Regions from separate parts of the Homo sapiens genome. Here regions 1 and 2 are each linked to region 3. A link is a contact called in ENCODE Hi-C or POLR2A ChIA-PET data. All regions are on one chromosome and are shown on one strand. Each heading gives the region's core, a stretch centred on a gene start or an enhancer-like site at or near the end of the contact. The rest is flanking DNA. Distances are from core to core; before and after follow the strand shown. Region 1 overlaps FGFR2 (fibroblast growth factor receptor 2). Region 2 holds the start of FGFR2 (fibroblast growth factor receptor 2). Region 3 overlaps FGFR2 (fibroblast growth factor receptor 2).

Region 1 (4,044 bases), core at 356-2,855, 89 kb after region 3:
GTCAGAGAGAATAAAACCCAAAGAACATCATGGCGCATTGAGGCTTGGTTGCTCCAAGCCCCACATCCCTCTCTCTGACACTCTGGCTTACCTGTCCACATGGGCACTGTTCCCTCTACCTACAAGCCCACCCAGCTCTGCTGCCTGGCAGGCTCCTATTCAGCCCAGTTCCAACAGCTCCTCCGTGAAAATCCCGATTCCCATTAAGACACTGCACTGCTCCCATCTCGTCCTGTTCAGCCTCTAGGACATGCACAGCCAAAGACAGTCTGCGTCCCCAGCCCACTCCACCCAAAAGGTGTACGGAGAGGGACTGGAGTAGGGATCAATGCAATGTTTCTCAGACTTTACTGTGCGTAAAACCACGTGGTCAGTTTAAGACAGCTTCCTTGCTCCCACTTCCAAAGATGCTGGGTCAGCTGGGCGCTGTGGCTTACGCCTGTAATCCCAGCACTTTGGGAGGCCAAGACAGGTGGGTCACTTGAGGCCAGGAGGTAGAGAACAGCCTGGCCAACACAGTGAAACCCTGTCTCTACTAAAAATGCAAAAATTAGCCAGGTCTGGTGGCAGGAGCCTATAATCCCAGCTACTCGGGAGGCTGAGGCAAGAGAATCACTTGAACTTCGGAGGCAGAGGTTGCAGTGAGCCAAGATTGTGCCATTGCACTCCAGCCTGGACAACAAGAGCAAAAGTCTGTCTCAAAAGGAAAAAACAAAAAAAGATTCTGGGTCAGTAGGCCTGCAGGTGCGGGCTGACATTCTTTATTTCCCACAGGTGAGGCCTGATGCTGCTGGTCCAAGACCCACACTACAAGAAGTTCAGCTCCAGTGTCCAAGGATGAGACTTTGAGACCCGCCTCTGCCAGTAGTGAACGTGTCAGCTTGGACAGCCTCACACCGCTGAGCCTCAGAGTCATGCTTTAGAGAAGAGAAAAACATCTCCAGTGCTGCCTGCTGCAGGGCAAGGTCACCACAAGGACACAATCAAAGGCTGCCTAGGAAGGCCTCTGTATATTTAAAGTGAGGGGCACGTCTGAGAGCAAGCACTCCTCATCCTGGCGGGCGGTTGGAGGTAGTGGGGGGTCCCCATCCTGCAACTCAGCCCTGGCCAGGAGGGCAGTCCTGGGTTCCTGTTTACGGGGCGTAACTGGCCTGCAGATTGCTTTTTCCAACCATGTGAGAGCCTCTATTCGCATTCCTCTGACTTCAAAACAGGTTTTCTTTCAAGTGAACAAATAGGTCTCATCACATATAAGTTACCTAAATGAGGATTCCTGGAATGTTCCCAGAGACTAAACATCTGAAGATTTTGTGAGATTCATCATTATCAACACCCATGTATGATGCCTGTTTAATTTACAAAGAGGCCTGTGGCTTCTTAAAATACCTTCTACTATTCATCCATCCAACACATTTGAGAGTAGCTGATATTTGCATGTGGGGCACAGTAACACACCACAGAATTCCCTTGAGATGAGAACCCCAGCAGGGCTCAGGAGCCGGATAACTTACCCTAGCCCCACAGCATGCCGAGAATAACCCTGCAAACACCAAACCATGGGCAAGAGTCCCCACAGCTGTGCCTCACGCAGTCCACAGAGCTAAGGGCCTGCGTTACTGCGAGTTGGGGCGGCTGGCCTGCATTCCAGAGAGCATACCCTAAAGCCTGACTCATTCCAGAAGCAGGTTTTCAGGGACAGTCACCTTGCCACACTTACTGTTACCTGTGGCTCCTAGAAGCTGCTGCTGGGACAAGCTCACCTCCCTGATATTGATGTAAACATTCAATAAATGGTGCATACTCCAGCGGATACGTTTGCCCTGTATGGCCCTGAAAGGTCAGATAGATGTCCAGATCCCGTTTGACATTTTCCCCCAAGCCCATAGAGCAGGCCCTCCCACACTGCGCACTTTCTGAATAAAGAAATACTTTTAAAGTGGCCAAGGCTACAAAAGAAAAGGGAAGGTTAAGAGTTATTCCAGGAGGGCAAGGCTGCCTCCTGCTTTCTCAACTCAGGACCTTCTGGGGGTACTGTTTGGCAAGTTGATTTAAAGGGCTCGGCCTTTCTTCTCTCAGCAGGATCTCGGTTCCAACACTCCTTCAGAGTCTGCAGATGTGTCCCCGCCTGATCCCCTCAGCAGCATCCCAGCCATTTGCAAATGAAGCAGCAGCAGCTGGAGACTGGGAAACAGATGGTCTTCCTCATTTGAATGGGTTTGAACGGTCTGCTTGAGGCTCACCAAGTTCAGGCCTGGCCAGCATCTCGAAACCCGTGCAGACGCCTGAAGGCACAGAGTTGTGGCCTGGGGAGCCGGCAGCAATCAGCTGAATGGGAATGACCTGGAGGAAAGGTTCCCCACACTGCCTTCGGGTGGGCGGGACACGGTCCCAGCTGGTTTTGCACCGCAGGACCCAAGGAAGGCAGGTCGGAGCCACAGGGATCACTTTTCTCCTGTGTTTTGCAGAGGAAAGAAAAACTCTCCCTCAGGGGATCCTGAGCCAGAGGACTGAAACCCACATTAATTCAGGACATTCCACGTTAAGAGCCGGCGCCATCACAGTTAACCTTTCTTCCCTGCTCCAAACCGCATATTTGCATAGAGGTAAAAGCTTCAAGAAAACAAACAAACTTTGAAGAGTCACTACCTCTCACAATCCTCCAAAGCAGCATTCAGAGGGAAGCTTTAGATCTCAGAAGGGCTGTGCGCCGGCTCCCACGAATGTAGGCTTTCTGGGACAGGGCATCCCCCAGGCGAGGCACCTGGGAGGAGGCAGAATCCCATCCTGCCCACACCTGGCCTGACTCCCCTGGCCGCCCTCCGGCCATCTCTCTGCCTCCACATTGACCTGGCAAGAAACTCTGCCAATTAGAGGTAGTAACAGAAAAGAGATAGGAAGCAGGCTGAAATGACCCACTCAAATACGGCCTGGAGGCCGCCGGGATGCCCTTGACCGGCCTCCTCACTCGCCACACCTTCAAGGGCAAGCACCTCACAGGAGGGGAGAAGAGGGGCCTCTGAGCCCAGCTGCACGCATTCACTCAACGGCCTCTGCTCCACCTCCATCAACATCAACAGGTGAAGCCAGCAAGGGACAGCAGAGAGGCTAGGCCCTGGAAAATCACCTCACTGGACAAGGGTCAACCTAGCAGGCAAGGTGGCTGGTACTGATGAGGGTCAACCTTGCAATGCAGGTGGGTTTGCTGGGGAATCCAGGTGGGTGCCACCTCCTTAAGGGGAAGACCAGCCTCAGGTGTGGTGGCTAACACCTGTGATCCCAGCACTCTGGGAGGCCAAGGTGGGAGGATCGCTTGAGCCCAGGAGTTTGAGACCAGGCTGGGCAACAAGTGAGAACCCATCTCTACCAAAAAAAAAAAAAAAGAAAAAAAGAAAGAAAAAAGAAAAATCAGCCTGCGCCTATAGTCGCAGCTACTCAGAAGGCTAAGGTGGGAAGACCGCTTGAGCCCAGGAGGTCCAGGATGCAATGAGCTGTGATTGCACCACTGCACTCCAGCCTGGGTGACACAGTGAACAGAGAGAGACCCTGCATTTAAAAAAAAAAAAAAAAAAAAAAAAAGCAGCAGCAGCAGCAGCTTCATAGTCCCAGTCCCTGGGAACTCCTAAACATGGGGCACATGCCTCCGGCCCATGCTTTTCCTTCACAGAATCTTCACCTTTGACTGGACCTAGCCCTTCATTTTTTATTTTTGTTTATTTATTTTGATTTTTTTTTTTATTTTTGAGACAGAGTCTCACCCTGTCGCCCAGGCTGGAATGCAATGGCGTGATCTCAGCTTACTGAAACCTCTGCCTCCCAGGTTCAAAGATTCTCCTGCCTCCGCCCCCCAAGTACCTGGGACTACAGGTGCCTGCCACCACCCCCGGCTAATTTTTGTATTTTTAGTAGAGACCACGTTTCACCATGTTGGCCAGGCTAGTCTCAAACTCCTCACCTCATGATCCGCCCACCTCGGCCCCTCAAAGTGCTGGGATTACAGGCGTGAGCCACTGCACCCAGTCCTAGCCCTTCATTTTTGCAATTATT
Region 2 (3,955 bases), core at 303-2,802, 110 kb after region 3:
TTTTCTATTCAAACTAAACAGGCTTTTCAGATGAAAATGAGTCGAGCCCGGTGGAAGATTTACAGGGATTTGGGACCAGGGAGACAATGGAGTTTTAAATGTTGATAGCGTTTCACACCAAACACATAATGGGTGCCCTGAGTTTGAAAGCAGGTTTGCCTTTAAGGGTAGGTTTTATTGAATTGGGAGAAAGGAAGGAGGGTCTGGAGAACGGTCTGCAAGGGAGCGGGGTGCGAGGAGAGCGACGGAGGCTGGTGGTCCCCGAGCGGGCCTCCTGCGCCAGGTCCGTGGTCCGCGAGGGTCGGAGCCAGCGCCACGCAGGGCCCTCGGCTTTTTTCCCCAGCGCGGCCCCGTGGCCGAAAAAAATGAGCGCGCAAGTTAGAACTCGCCTGCGCTTTCGACATCTCCCAGCCGCTGCGGCAGAGCAGGCAGGCGAACTAGAAAAAGTCGGTCCAGTTCGCCCCCTAGCCCCAGGCGCACTGCGCTCCCTCCAGCGCCGACGGCGGCTGCGGGCGAGGGGCGCCCAGGCACCGGAGCCGTCGCCTCCCCAGCAGTGCCACCCCTGGCCATCGCCACCCCTACGGGATGTCACCGGCCCCACCCCAGCGGCCCCCTCCCGAAAAAGGGGTCTCCGCAGGGCCTGGATGGTACGGAAGTTCCCAGGACACACGGATGGGGCACCTCGGAGATGACCCCGGGAACCGGCCTGCGGGGCTGTGCCACGGGCAGGCGAACCTTCCGCCCGTCTGCTCTGGGGTCGGAGAAACGCGCCCAGTCAGCGGGAATGCGCCCGCCAGGGTTTGACAGGGAGGGGGGCGTCAACGCCAGAAGCAGATGTCAGCATCTGGATGGGGGTAGCAGAGGCAGAACTTCCAGAACGCCGGCCGTCAGCACGCACCCACCTCCCCCATCACCTATGCAGCCACAGAGGGAGGACACGGAGCGTCCTCCACAATGCTAGTCCTTCCGCGCCCCCCGCCCGGAGGACGGTGCACCCGGCGTCCCGGGCTCCCGTGGCGCCCACGTCCCCGGCTGGCGAAGCTCCCCGAGGCGTCTTGCGCGGCGATTACCTTGAATGGCAACGCTCCTCCGCGACCTGTGTTGTCCCCGCGCCCCGCGTGGGTCGGGATGGAGAAAGCGACGAGCCCGGGGTTGCGGGGAGCAACTCCAAACGCAGAAGAGTGGTCCTTGGGTCTTCGCCGGCGCCAAGCCTCCCGGGCTTCACGCGTACCCCAGGCTGCGGAGGAGCGCGGGCATGACGCCCGCGGGCTGCCCTCGGATTTGGGGAACGAGAGGAAGAAAGGACTCAGGCTTGGCGTTGCCTCCACCAAACTTTGCTCGCGAGTTGCGAAGGCTCAGAGCGCGCAGGCAAGCTGCGGCCTCGGGGCCCCCGGGGCTCGCGGCCGGCCCCCGCCAGCCCGGAGAGCAGTCGCCGCGCCGGGCCAGGTACGCCGCATGCAGCCCCGCGGCGCCCGAGCTTTGTGGCGGCCGCGCGCGCTCCCTCGCCCGCTCCGCACCCGCCGCCCGCCCGCTCGGCTCTCCACCGCGCTCTCCTCCAGCCGCCGCCCGCGCCGCCGCCGCCGCCCCCGCCTCCTCGCGGCGGGTCACGCCCCCACTGAAACCCGAGCCGTTTCCTGGACGGCGGCGCCCTCTCTGCCAATCAGCGCCGCGCGCCCGGGCCGCCCCGAGTCCCGCGCGGCTCCCGACGCCTCCGAGCAGCCGGAGACACCGGCCCGGGAGGCGAGGGCTCGGCCGCGATGCGGCCGTAGGGATGCAGCGACAGCCTCCGAATAAGGCCTGGTCCCGCGCCCCGCGCCACCTCCTCCCTCCTCCCCGGGCGAGCGAGGCTGGCCAACGGCTCGCTGAGCGACTGCGTTACGTTGTTTTATGTCAAGTTAGAAAACAAATGACCGAAGGCTCTAACCCTGCCCTCCCGCTAAAGAGACTTTAAAATGCGCCTGCTTGATACTGCGGGGAGGGTTGCCAGGCAGCTGAAGCTTTTGGAGGAGAGGAAGCCACTTGGAAATGTTCGCAGGACATTGCATGTTTCTGTCCTTCTAAACAATAGAAATGAGAGGAAAAAACTGAATATTAATGGAGGCCCTACTATGGGAGGGTCACACTACATAGGTGATTCTATTTCATCTGCCCAACCACCCTGCAGAGTACTATTCCCAGTTTCTGATAAGGAAACAGGATCAGAGAGGTTAAGTAATTTGCCTAGGACCACACAGCTGGCTACTAGGACAGCCTGACTTTGAATGTGGCTCTCTCAGAAAAAGCCAAAATTGCATCAAAAAAAAAAAGTGTTTAATAATATATGTTTGGATTAATAAAAAGAAATTCAAAGGAGTCTAAAGACAACTCTACCATAAATAGACCTTGAACAAAGTAATTCCTCCCTCTGAATCTTAGATTAAAAATCATAAATGCAAAATCTGATTCTTCAACTGCACACCAAGCTGTAACTGGTTAAAGTTCCTATGTCCATTTACCTTTTCACTAAGCCGTGTCTTCGGAATAATTTATTTTAAATATGCTTTTTCTCCCTCCTTATTCATCCAGCTCCTGAGCAGCCGTGCTTAAGTTCAAGACCATATAGATTAAAACCTTAATTATTTTTCTTTAGAAAAGGTCACTAAACCCAGAAATGCTTTAGAATCCTTTTGAGGCCTGAAGATAGATGAAGCATTGAGAACAAACCTGACTTGGAAAACAGACTTTTCCTGGATTTAGAAACATATTTGCACCTGTGTCACTAACATTGCACCCTTCATAACATTTACAAAAATATTTTTCAAGGTGCTACATGATTAGAAAATCATTTTTATTCACAAATATAGCACAGAAAACGTTTATGCAAGTTATTTAAAAGCCACACAAGTAAGAAATCCATTTAACTGCCTCAGGCAAAAGGCTATAACATTGTATTTTGGAAATTTGATAGCAACAAAATAAAAACTGGTTCTTAAGCAAAATTATCCCTCTATATGCTTGGTGGGAGGGTATGTTTTTGGTCAAGTCCTCTAACCTGGATTAGCCCCAGAGCCTATACATTAACGGACACCTCAGCCCAGGTTGACACTTAGCCATTCACTCCCACACGGGTTGTTCTGATAGCAGTATGTTTTCAAGTTCTCAGAAAAGGGATGCAGCTGAACGTGTCTGCCTGCTCGCAGGTTGCCACTTACATCTTTATATTCCCCACCAATGGGAAACTCGAGTGTCTCAGGACAGTTCCTTTCCCATCCTACACCGCATCCATCAGCCATTGAAAATGCTGTTAACACATTCTCACATAAATTAATGGTGCAGGAAGCCGCTGTCCCTATCCCCCATTCATCAATAGCTTTATGCATGTTGAATGGAAAGGAAGCTTTCCGCTGAAAATGACAAATAAGAACACCTACTTTCATGTCCAGGCACAGTTTGCAGAATGTATTTTTTATAGAAATGAAAAGACACCAATCTATCAAAAGCTCCTTATTCCCTAAAGAGGGCTCATATATAAGGGACTGAAACCCACAAGACCACAACAGGAAACTCTTCAGTTTTGAGGAGGGGGGGGAAGTATGTTTAGAATTATTTTTAAAAAATCAATTATGTCCCCATATTTAGTCTTCAAGTGACCTCAGACCATCCAGGAAAACCTTCACACCACTGAGGCTTCTGAATGAGAAAATAATCTCTTTACAGTTTTTTCTTTTCTCTTCCCTCTTCAAGTGGCTGGAACCCCTTTCGTCAATGGCCTCCCATGAATGGTGTTGCTAATAAAGCCTATTAATGAGCTTCCACGGCGGAGTGTGAATAGGTAAATAAGCCCCAATCTGTTGAGGTTCTGGGGCAAGGGCAGAAAAGCCAGTAAGAACTAAAGGTGACAGTTTGAACTGAACTGCGAACGCCAGCACCAGGTTTCAGCTGAAAGAACCGCCAGACAAGGACACATTCACAGTTC
Region 3 (3,836 bases), core at 1,264-3,763:
GTGAGCTGAGATCACGCCATTGCACTCCAGCCTGGGTGACAGAGTGAGACTCTGTCTCAAAAAAAAAAAAAAAAAAAGAAAGAAAAGAAAAGAAAACGCAGTGTGGCTCTAAGATTAAGAAGACAGGTCAACTGGGATCATCGGAGAGCCTGGATCACGACATGTATTTGTTTTGGAATTATAAATAAATAGAATGATCATTTTGAAGAGCGAAGGTAGACTAAATAACCATATTCTCTTCTACCTCCAGTTGTCCAGCCACACCAGTGTCTTTCTTTCAGCTGCTTATAGATCTGTATCTGATCATCCTAAAATCTTTTCTCTCAACACTTGCTCTCCTGCCCTTTAAACCTGAATTTTCAGAAGCGTTGGTTAAAATCCAACATTGTGTCTTCTTCATTCCTGGTCACTTCTCAAACATTCTAATCTGTGTTCCACTCTTGCCTCTCCTGAAGCTTATGAAGAACCTCTGAATTGTTAGACGCAAATGACGTCCTCCAACTCCTCAGTTGTTCCTCCTCTGTGGCTTCAGATGCTATTGATTTCTTGCTTGTTTTTTAAAATGGTCCCTCTGTTTAGGTTTTCTTGTTTTTGTTTTTTTTGTTTTAACATGGAGTCTTGTCCTTGTCGCCCAGGCTGGAGTGCAATGGTGCGATCTTGGCTCACCGCAACCTCCGCCTCCTGGGTTCAAGCGATTCTCCTGCCTCAGCCTCCCGAGTAGCTGAGACTACAGGTGCCTGCCACCACACCCGGCTAATATTTTGTATTTTTAGTAGAGACGGGGTTTCACCATGTCGGTCAGGCTGGTCTCGAACTCCTGACCTCAGGTGAGCCATCCGCCTCGGCCTCCCAAAGTGCTAGGATTACAGGTGTAAGCCACCACACCCAGCCCCTCTGTTTAGTTTTATCCCGTCCCCTTCCCTCAGCTGCCTCTCTGTCTCTCCCTGCCCTCTTAGAATCTCTGGCTGGCTCTTCTCTTTTTCTGTCCCTTCAAATAGAGGAATTGTTCCATTAAGTTTATGTATTTCCATATATCCTCAAGGCATTAATTCTAAACACATACAAAATATGCGCAAGTTCGTATCTCCATCATGACCTCCCTCCTGAGACCCATGTTCTCATTTTCAACTGTCTATGGGACACTTCCCCACTGACATTCCCTTGACGTCTCAAATTCAAGGTTTCAACTCCTCCAATGCTTTGTCTCTCTTAATCGGAGAGCTATACACCGGTATTCTTTACACATTCCTCCCAAGTCCTGTTGATTTCAACTCCAAAATGCCTTCCCATGTGTCCACACCATGCCTTTCCCACTGCTAATGCCTTAGTCCAGGCCATCTTCACTGTCTGCCCCTCCCCCTGAGACTTCCACACTGCCCGTCTAGCGGGTCTCTACGCTTCCAAACTTAGCCCTGTTGTACCTCCTCCATGTCCCATGACTAAGGTTCCTGAAATGACTAGTCATGTCCTTTCTTGGTCTCTACCATGGCCAATGCCCGTCTATCCACGTTCTCAGTCCAGTTTCTCCTAACACCTGGCCTCAGCCTGAATGTGCCACATACACTGATTCTAAACACTGAAATATTAAATACTTGCTGCAGAACAGCTAATTTATTGTCTTGACACTAACTCTTGGGTCTCAGAAAGATCTAGCTATTACGACTTTTCCTTCTTTTTTTTTTTTTTTTTTTTTTTTTTGAGACGGAGTTTCACTCTTGTTTCCCAGGCTAGAGTGCAGTGGCACGATCTTGGCTCAATGCAACCTCTGCCTCCCAGGTTCAAGTGATTCTCCTGCCCTCAGCCTCCCAAGTAGCTGGGATTGCAGGTGCCCACCACCACATCAGGCTAATTTTGTATTTTTGGTAGAGATAGGGTTTCACCATGTTGGTCAGGCTGGTCTCAAACTCCTGACCTCAAGTGATCCACCCGCCTCGGCCTCCCAAAGTACTGGGATTATAGGCGTGAGCCACCACGCCCGGCCTATGATTTTTCCTTTCTACAAATGATACGCTACTGTGAGCTGCTGCATTTTTGTTACACTTTCATATAGCAAGATTTCCACAAGATACAAGGTAATTAGGGTCTCCAATCATCACCTTCTATTTTGGGAAGAGATAAGACACAAAGAAGCAAATATCACCACCGAAGCCTTTTACACTGGTTATTGGCAAAGGTTAACTATCATACGAAGCAGAAAGTCTTATCAGTCCATTCAACAAGGCTGAAATGGGGGCGATCTTAGGCACTCCACGAAATGGACAATTAAAAAAGGGGCAAGCTACGTGATCCCTGAAATATAAATAAGGAATTATTTGATTCCACCCCGACCCCTAGCTATTCCTTGTGTTCACACACTTCTGGGCCTCCCGGGTAGCCTAAGCCCAGAAGCGGGAAAGCAAGAAAGCCACGCAAGCTTGCAATCCCTGGCCAGGTTGGAAGCAGGAAACATGAGAGCTCACAGAAGCTGCCTGGAGATTCGTCTGGGGCTGCAGCCCTGTTCCCAGTTTTGGAGGCCTGTTCAAATTGAACTTCCAAGCCCCGGGCCAAACTCTCCCGGTGGTGTGCTCCTGCCGACACGCGCTCTGTGTGTCTGGCAAGCTGTGTGGTCAGAAGAATGTGCTTCCCACGCACTGGGCTCCAACTATGCATTAGGGCTCAGCTTGCACAGAGACACTGCTGACGGCTCCCTCCACCATCTTCTCAGCGAAAGCCAGAGTCTAGCGTGGCCATCCCTCATCCCAGGGGCTAGGAAACATCAAACCCCAGCCTCTGGGTTGAATAAGAGGAGACTTGGAACCCACACCCGAGAAAAAGAAAGTAATCAAAGGCAAGCCAAATCCCCGTCATCCACAGGAATGTCAGCCGTTCTCCAGCACAGGGAGCTGACCATTTTATACAATTAGGGCCCTGGGACAGTTTGGTGTTCCATAGGTGAAGGTCAGTGGGTCACTAAGGGAAGGAAGACCAACATCCCTATGATGTAGACAGTATGCCCTGTGCCCAGTATGGCTGATGACATCGAATTCCTGCGGCAACCTATGACATGGATAGTGTTATACCCATTTTACAGGTGGGGAAGCTGGGGCTTCACTAAAAAAACTGCTCAGGCTGAGCGTGGTGGCTCACACCTGTTATCCCAGCACTTTGGGAGGCCAAGGCAGGCGGATCCCGAGGTCAGGAGATGGAGACCACCCTGGCTAACACAGCGAAACCCCATCTCTACTAAAAACACAAAAAATTAGCCGGGCGTGGTGGCAAGCGCCTGTAGTCCCAGCTACTTGGGAGGCTGAGGCAGGAGAATCGCTAGAACCTGGGAGGCAGAGGCTGCAGTGAGCCGAGATAGCGCCACTGAACTCCAGCCTCGGCAAAAGAGCTAGACTCTGTCTCAACCAAAAAAAAAAAAAAACTGCTCAGGGCCAGGCGCAGTGGCTCATGCCTGTAATCCCAGCACTTTGGGAGGCTGAGGTGGGCAGATCACTTGAGGTCAGGAGTTCAAGACCAGCCTGGCCAACATGGTATGGTAAAACCCCGTCTCTACCAAAAAATAGCCAGGTGTGGTGGTACATGCCTGTAGTCCCAGCAACTCAGGAGGCTGAGGTGGGAGAATCACTTGAACCCAGGAGGCCAAGGCTGCAGTGAGCCAAGATCACGCCACTGCACTCCAGCCAGGTGACAGAGTGAGACCCTGTCTCAAAAACAAAAACGAAAAACAAACTGCTCAGGTTTAACACTTTGAGGGTTAACTGGGTTTGGGATTTGGTTAAAAAAGTAAAATTAGTGTGATTTGAGCTAAAAATAGTAAGGATTTTATAAATTGTGTAAGGCTCAAATACCCT

What was found. Hi-C counts contacts between places; a loop is a spot of excess contacts on that map. ChIA-PET counts read pairs that join two places held with the same protein, here RNA polymerase II (POLR2A). Pooled maps may share reads with other maps.
Region 1: a loop to region 3 is called in a pooled map, with 1.8 times the contacts of the local background. The contact joins two enhancer-like sites. A Hi-C loop is called at or near these places in 1 of 50 pooled maps. POLR2A ChIA-PET finds 5 or more read pairs at or near these places in 3 of 52 experiments (HEK293, T-cell and activated T-cell).
Region 2: a loop to region 3 is called in a map of ovary, with 2.3 times the contacts of the local background. The contact joins the promoter of FGFR2 here to the enhancer-like site in region 3. A Hi-C loop is called at or near these places in 2 of 168 maps with a recorded cell type or tissue (ovary and sigmoid colon) and 4 of 50 pooled maps. POLR2A ChIA-PET finds 5 or more read pairs at or near these places in 3 of 52 experiments (Caco-2, T-cell and activated naive CD4-positive, alpha-beta T cell).

What each region holds. Positions count from the first base shown.
Region 1 is chr10:121,578,211-121,582,254 of GRCh38, forward strand. All of the region lies in intron 2 of FGFR2 (fibroblast growth factor receptor 2), which reads right to left. Among named protein-coding and RNA genes, the nearest start is that of FGFR2, 18 kb to the right of the region's middle. RefSeq lists silencers at 1,405-1,699, 2,005-2,299 and enhancers at 2,025-2,804, 2,805-3,583. Within about 2 kb of position 1,606, at least 4 of the 41 ENCODE cell types and tissues checked have a DNase peak (open chromatin) inside an H3K27ac peak, as active enhancers do.
Region 2 is chr10:121,596,892-121,600,846 of GRCh38, forward strand. FGFR2 (fibroblast growth factor receptor 2) reads right to left here and starts at 1,553. Exons shown (of 18, transcript NM_000141.5): 1 at 1,071-1,553. RefSeq lists enhancers at 1-23, 24-759.
Region 3 is chr10:121,488,483-121,492,318 of GRCh38, forward strand. All of the region lies in intron 13 of FGFR2 (fibroblast growth factor receptor 2), which reads right to left. Among named protein-coding and RNA genes, the nearest start is that of FGFR2, 110 kb to the right of the region's middle. Within about 2 kb of position 2,514, at least 3 of the 41 ENCODE cell types and tissues checked have a DNase peak (open chromatin) inside an H3K27ac peak, as active enhancers do.